Linked DNA regions of Homo sapiens: region 1 is linked to region 2. A link is a contact called in ENCODE Hi-C or POLR2A ChIA-PET data. All regions are on one chromosome and are shown on one strand. Each heading gives the region's core, a stretch centred on a gene start or an enhancer-like site at or near the end of the contact. The rest is flanking DNA. Distances are from core to core; before and after follow the strand shown. Region 1 holds the start of EMSLR (E2F1 mRNA stabilizing lncRNA). Region 2 holds the start of NAT16 (N-acetyltransferase 16 (putative)).

Region 1 (3,274 bases), core at 532-3,031, 130 kb before region 2:
GTTGGTAGTAATTAATTTATCCCAATATTATAATAATCCTTGCTCTAAAATCATAACCTAGGAAAAACCAGGCCATACAGAGATAGGAGCTGAGGGGACATAGTGAGGTGTGACCAGAAGACAAGAGTGCGAGCCTTCTGTTATGCCCAGACAGGGCCACCAGAAGGGCTCCTTGGGCTAGCGGTAACGCCAGCTTCTGGGAAGACGCCCCTTGCCGAGCGGACGGTAGTCTAGTGGTAGCCTCAGTGTCAAGGAAAAACACAGGCTACTTAGCAGACCGGGAAAGGGAGTCTCCCTTTCCCCGGGGGAGTTTAGAGAAGACTCTGCTCCTCCACCTCTTGTTGGAGGGCCTGACATTAGTCAGGCTTGCCCGCAGTTATCTGGAGGCCTCACCATCTCCCTGTGATGCTGTGCTTCAGTGGTCACGCTCGTAGTCCGCCTTCATGTTCCATCCTGTACACCTGGCTCTGCCTTCTAGATAGCAGTAGTAAATTAGTGAAAATACTAAAAGTCTCTGATATGCAAAAATAATGGCGTAAGCTGTCTTTCTCTTTGTCTCTCTCTCTCGCTGCCTTGGCTGCCAGGCAGGGAAGGGCCCCCTGTCCAGTGGACACGTGACCCACGTGACCTTACCTATCATTGGAGATGACTCACACTCTTTACCCTGCCCCTTTTGCTTTGTATCCAAAATATAACAGCGCAGCCAGACATTCGGGGCCACTGCCGGTCTCCGCGCATTGGTGGTAGTGGTGCCCCGGGCCCAGCTGTCTTTTCTTTTATCCCTTTGTCTTGTGTCTTTATTTCTACACTCTCTCGTCGCCGCACACAGGGAGAAGCCCCCCGACCCTGTGGGGCTGGTCCCTGCAAGCCCCAGCTAAGCTCGTGGTTGATCCCAGGCCCTGGAGCAGTGAGTGTGATGTGGATGAGGACAGTTGCAGTTGGGTGGTATCCCACAGGCTGGGTCCCTGACCCCAGACCCCGGGGAGGAGTGTTCAGCCGCCAACGGTGGCGGAAAGGGCAGAACAGCCACCAATCCCCAGGCCCCTGGCCCTCCTGCTCAAGGTCCTCAGGGGACGGAGCCGCCAGTGGACTGTCCTCAGGCCCCCGGGGTTTGGGCTCTGGTTGTGACAGACAGGGAAGGGCTGGGCCCCAGGCGGCGGACGGAAAGCTCAGGCGGGGCAGGGCGGGCGCGCAGTTGGCTCGTGTCTGGGTCCCGCGGCAGCGGCGGGATTATTTGTCCTTTGGGACTCCTGAGAGCGCCTGGCCTCCCCTCTCCCTCCCTGGCCCTCAGCTGGCGGCGGCGGTAACCGCAGGCAAGGCAGGAGCTGCCCTCGGGGCTGGACTCTCGGGGTGGCAGGGGCTGCAGCTGCAGCTGCTCAGGGCAAGGAAGCCCGTGGGCTCCACGTGGGCTCCACGTGGGCTCCTGCAACGCCGCTGGGGAATCTCTCGCCCGCTGCCCCCTATTCTGGAGGTCCGCGAGGGTCGGGGGGCTGTGGAAGTCCCTGGGGGAACTGCATAGCCCCGGGGTCTCTCACTCACCCTTTCCCCGCGCGCGGGAGCTGCAGGCCGTCCCCGCCGATCCAATTTCTCCGCGCAGGCTGCCTGGGTGCCTCTGCTCCGCTCCTCGGGCTCCCCGTGGCTTCTCGGCTGAATCCCGCGTTCTCTTAGCGGATCTGCTGCAAGTGTGAAAACCTACCGGCTCCTTCGGTTCCCGTCAGAGGAGAGGTGCGTGCCGGCTGCATCTACCAGGCCATCTTGAGCCTGTAGTCCTAGGTGGAAACGGGCCCCAAGTGCGCGAGTTACTCAAGGGCGTTCCCTGGAGGGTCTGGGTCGGCCCCGCCCCCTTCACTCCCGGGAAGGCCCCGCCCTCCCCTTCCAGACTGGACTGAAAGCTCCGTGTGCACACAGGTGTGTTAGCTAATAGAAATGGGAGCAGACTATTTACACTTTTCCACAAAAGTGTTCATTTTTCACTTTTTTTTTTTTTTTTGAGACGGAGTGCAGCGGCGCGATCTCGGCTCTCTGCAACCCGGGTCCAGGGTCAAGCAATTATCCTGCCTCAGCCTCCCGAGTAGCTGGGTTTATAGGCAAGCGCCACCACGCCCAGCTAATTTTTGTATTTTTAGTAGAGACGGGGTTTCACCATGTTGGCCAGGCTGGTCCTGAACTCCTGACCTCGTGATCTGCCCGCCTCGGCCTCCCAAAGTGCTGGGATTACAGGCGTGAGCCACGGCGCCCAGCCATTTTTCACTTTCTATACTGGGGATTTGTGTTAGTACTCACAGAGCCACCTTATTCTTTTTTTTTTTTTTTTTTAGACGGAATCTGGCTCTTGTTGGCCAGGCTGGAGTGCAACGGCGCGATCTCGGCTCACCGCAACCTCCCCCTCCCGGGTTCAAGCGATTCTCCTGCCTCAGCCTCCTGAGTAGCTGGGATTACAGGCGCACGCCACCATGCCCTGCCTAATTTCGTATTTTTAGTAGAGATGGGGTTTCACCATGTTGGCCAGGCTGGTCTCAAACTCTTGACCTCAGGTGATCTGCTCACCTCGGCCTCCCAAAGTGCTGGGATTACAGACGTCAGCCGCCGTGCCCGGCCTGCCTTATTCTTTTTTACAGCTAAATAATATCAATATAATCATCTATATTGGAATGTCACATATTGTTAGATGTTTGAAAAATCTTTTATGTTGAAATATGCATTTTTATAGATGGCCTTTGAACAGTATTGAAAAACATGATTTGGGGGTATAAATATGTTTAAATGTGAAATTTCAGAGAGATGATTTCAACAATCATTCCTTTCAAAGGTAAAGATGGGGCTGAGCACAGTGGCTCACGCCTGTAATCCCAGCATTTTGGAAGGCCAAGGCGGGCAGATCACCTGAGGTTGGGAGTTCGAGACCAGCTTGACCAACATGGTGAAACCCCATCTCTACTAAAAATGCAAAATTAGCCGGGCGTGGTGGCGCATGCCTGTAATCCCAGCTACTTAGGAGGCTGAGGCAGGAGATTCGCTGGAACCCAGGAGGTGGAGGTTGCGGTGAGCCAAGATGGCACATTGCACTCCCGCCCCGGCAACAAGAGTGAGACTCCATCTCAAAAAAAAAAAAAAAGAAATGTTTTGTTTTTATATTATAAACCTAAAAATTTAGTCACTCAGTATTTTTTCATATTTAACAATACTGCTATCTTGTGACAAACTATCCATAACATAAAATTTGCCAATCTAACCTTTATTTTATTTTTTTTTTTTTGAGATGGAGTCTCACTCT
Region 2 (3,230 bases), core at 354-2,853:
ATCGAGACCATCCTGGCTAACACGGTGAAACCCCGTCTCTACTAAAAATACAAAAAATTAGCCGGGGGTGGTGGCGGGCGTCTGTAGTCCCAGTTACTGGGGAGGCTGAGGCAGGAGAATGGCATGAACCCGGGAGGCAGAGCTTGCAGTGAGCCGAGATCGCGCCACTGCACTCCAGCCTAGGCGAGAGTGAGACTCCTCTCAAAAAAAAAAAAAAAAAATTATTCCCTGCATCTCCAAAGCAGTTTACAGTTGCTAAAGGGCTTTGTCCATCACTTTCCTGGCTCCTTACAGGGTAGAACTGAAGGTGTTCTGATCTCACTTTATTTATTATTTTATTTTATTTTGAGTTGGATTCTCGCTCTGCCGCGCAGGCTGGAGTGCAGTGGCACGATCTCGGCGCATTGCAATCTCTGCCTCCCGGGTTCAAGCGATTCTCCTGCCTCAGCCTCCCAAGTAGCTGAGATTACAGGTGCAGGCCACTGTGCCCGGCTGATTTTTGTATTTTTAGTAGAAACGGGGTTTCGCCATGTTGGCCATGCTGGTCTTGAACTCCTGACCTCAGGTGATCCTCCCACCTCGGCCTCCCAGAGTGCTGGGATTACAGGCATGAGCCACCGTGCCCGGCCAGGCCAGGCTAATTGTTGTATTTTTAGTAGAGACGGGGTTTCACCATGTTGGCCAGGCTGGTCTCGAACTCCTGACCTCAAGTGATTCCCCCGCCTCGGCCTCCCAAAGTGCTGGGATCACAGGCTTGAGCCACCGCACCCAGTCTTGAGCTCACTTTATAGGTGGGATGGAGAACCTTGTAGGAGTTAAGAGCCTGGGCCACCGCCTTATTAGAGCAGGGGCAGCGCTGCACCCACCCGGGTCCCAGCTCCACACTTCCCTCTTCCTCCCCAGCCACCAGGATCAGCGTGGGGTGCAGCGCCTCCTGAGTGCAGAGGTCTGTGTGAATGTGCCTGGGTGTGCGCTGTGTACCTGGAGGTCTTTCTGCCTGCTGTCCCGTGGGGTACATTGTGGATTTAGGGGCCTTGTGCACCCGGGGAACCAGGGTGCTCAGGCACCCACGCAGTGGTGAGAAGATGGAGAGATCTTGGCCTCCCTCTGCCCTTTTCAGCCTTTCAACTTCTGTCTCTTGATGTCTCTTCGCCTTCCCGGTGTTCTAGGGTTTCTGATTCCCTCTATCAGTTTCCGGGGACGAAGGCTCGGAGTCCCCTTCCCAGCCGCTCTTATAATGGAGAGAGGAGATTCCATTGAGGGGTGGCTCCTGGAGGAGGGGTACTTCAGGGCAGTGGGGGACCCCCGGACAGAGAACGGAGGTGCTGGGCGTGGGGTGGGGAGATAACTAAGCCAGCAACACCAGCATCACCACCACCAAAACCCGAGACACCACCATCCTCAGTCCCACTCCCCAGCCGGGACACAGGGCGGAGTCTCGCCAGTAGGGCTTGAGGCCACCCAGCTGCCCAGGGCGCACCCCGACCCCCGGCCCCGCCAGCAGGGCACGAGTCCGCTCCGGATCCGTCCCGGGTTTCTTCCGCGTCGCCGGGGTCTCCGCCCCTCGAAGCTGCCGCCGGAGCGTCGCCGGGGGAGCCACGCGTGCCACCCGAACCCCTGAACCGATGGGCGCCCCGGCCCGCGTCGCCAACGGAGCTGCGGCGCTGCCCCAGCGCTGACCGACGTTAGAGTCGGGCTCCGACAGCGCGGCCGAGTCCCCGCGCGTCATCCTCCTTTGACTCTTGGGGGCTCCAAAGGGACCTCTCTCTTGGCACCGGGGGTGTCTGCGCCCGCCGCCCGCCCCGCTTGGCTTTGCGGCATCTCGGCCCTGGCTCCAGCTCCGGCTCCGGCGAGGTAGGGGGGCGGCCGGGCCTGGGGACTGGGGAGGGGGCTAGCGTGCTCCTCCACCGCAGAATGGGGCAGCAGAAGGCCACCGCCCCTCAGGGGGACCAAGCGGCTGCGCCCCCTTCTGCCCAGCCCCTCCCAGTCCGAAGACCCAGAAAACTGAGTCAGAGGCTGCGCTTCAGGTGTCCAGAAGCGCTCCCCCGCCCCCCTCTGTTGCCATGTCGCTCCCACCTGTCCCCAGGGTCCGGCGCCCAGGGGAACCCCCGCCAAGCAGATCGCTCCCTTTGCAATCTCCCTCTCCCCCAAGCCCAAGCCCCCAATCCGGGGTAGAGGCAGAGGGAAGACCCTCACTCGGGAAGACCCTGCAGGACAGCCCCCCCTTCTCCACTACTGTGGCCCTCTGGGGCCCTCCCCCCACCCCCTTTGGCTGGGCCATCTTCCTCGGCCCCTGCCTCTGCCCACCCCCTAGGCCTTCTCTCCCGCCCCCACTTCATCGCCTCTCCCCGTCTCTGTTTCCAAGGTTGTTCTCTTACGGCCTTTTTTCTGACTTTCTTTTCCCCTTGACCCCTTCCCCTCCACGGATCCCCGCCCCCCATACCCCGGGGCGAAGGGGGTGTGTCACGCTGCTTTCTATTTACAGTGTCCCAGGGGAGGGGGTGCGTGCTAGGATTTTTTTTTTTTCATCTGCTGGGCCCAGAGTCACGAGGTGTCATGTCTGTGATTCGGTGTCGAAGCCTCCTCCGGCTTCCCTGCCTGTCCCCTGCGGCCGCATCTCCTGTCCGCTTTTGTCTGCTCTCTGCCTCCATTCCCGTCCTTTTCGCTCTCATCTTTGGGCGCTTTGTGCAGCTGCCTTCTTTGTCTCCGCCTCTCCGGCGACTGGGCTCTCCCTTCCCTCCCTCTCCTCCCTCCCCCAGTGTCAAGAAGCCATCGGCCTCAAGGGCATCGATATTTCAGGTGTGTGGGGTGTGGTGGGAGTGGGGTGCGGGTGGGTGGGCTGCCGGCATTCCCAGCTCTGACTCCGATCATGCCCAGCTATGACTCTGATCACCCCCTCCCCAAAGAGATCATTCATATTTATGAGATTTAAAGAATGTCCCCAAGGATGTGGGGATAGACATGAAGAGAGAAATGTTATTCCTCTTTTTTTTTTTTTTTTTTTTTGACAGCGTTTCACTCTTGTTGCCCAGGCTGGAGTGCAATAGCGTGATCTCGGCTCACCACAATCTCGGCCTCCCGGGTTGAAGCGATTCTCCTGCCTCAGCCTCCTGAGTAGCTGGGATTACAGGAATGCGCCAGCACGCCCGGCTACTTTTGTATTTTTTTTTTTTTTTTTTTTTTTTAGTAGAGAGAGGGTTTCTCCATGTTGGTCAGGCTGGTCTCCAACT

What was found. A loop is a pair of places that touch in the nucleus more often than their neighbours do. ChIA-PET counts read pairs that join two places held with the same protein, here RNA polymerase II (POLR2A). Pooled maps may share reads with other maps.
Region 1: a loop to region 2 is called in a pooled map, with 2.1 times the contacts of the local background. The contact joins the promoter of EMSLR here to the promoter of NAT16 in region 2. A Hi-C loop is called at or near these places in 2 of 50 pooled maps. POLR2A ChIA-PET finds 5 or more read pairs at or near these places in 8 of 52 experiments (H1, HEK293T, HepG2 and 5 more).

The regions. Positions count from the first base shown.
Region 1 is chr7:101,306,814-101,310,087 of GRCh38, reverse strand. EMSLR (E2F1 mRNA stabilizing lncRNA) reads right to left here and starts at 1,781. Exons shown (of 2, transcript NR_110115.2): 1 at 1,540-1,781. RefSeq lists an enhancer at 283-1,110.
Region 2 is chr7:101,178,666-101,181,895 of GRCh38, reverse strand. NAT16 (N-acetyltransferase 16 (putative)) reads left to right here and starts at 1,603. Exons shown (of 4, transcript NM_198571.3): 1 at 1,603-1,854. RefSeq lists a silencer at 1,434-1,728 and an enhancer at 1,100-1,822.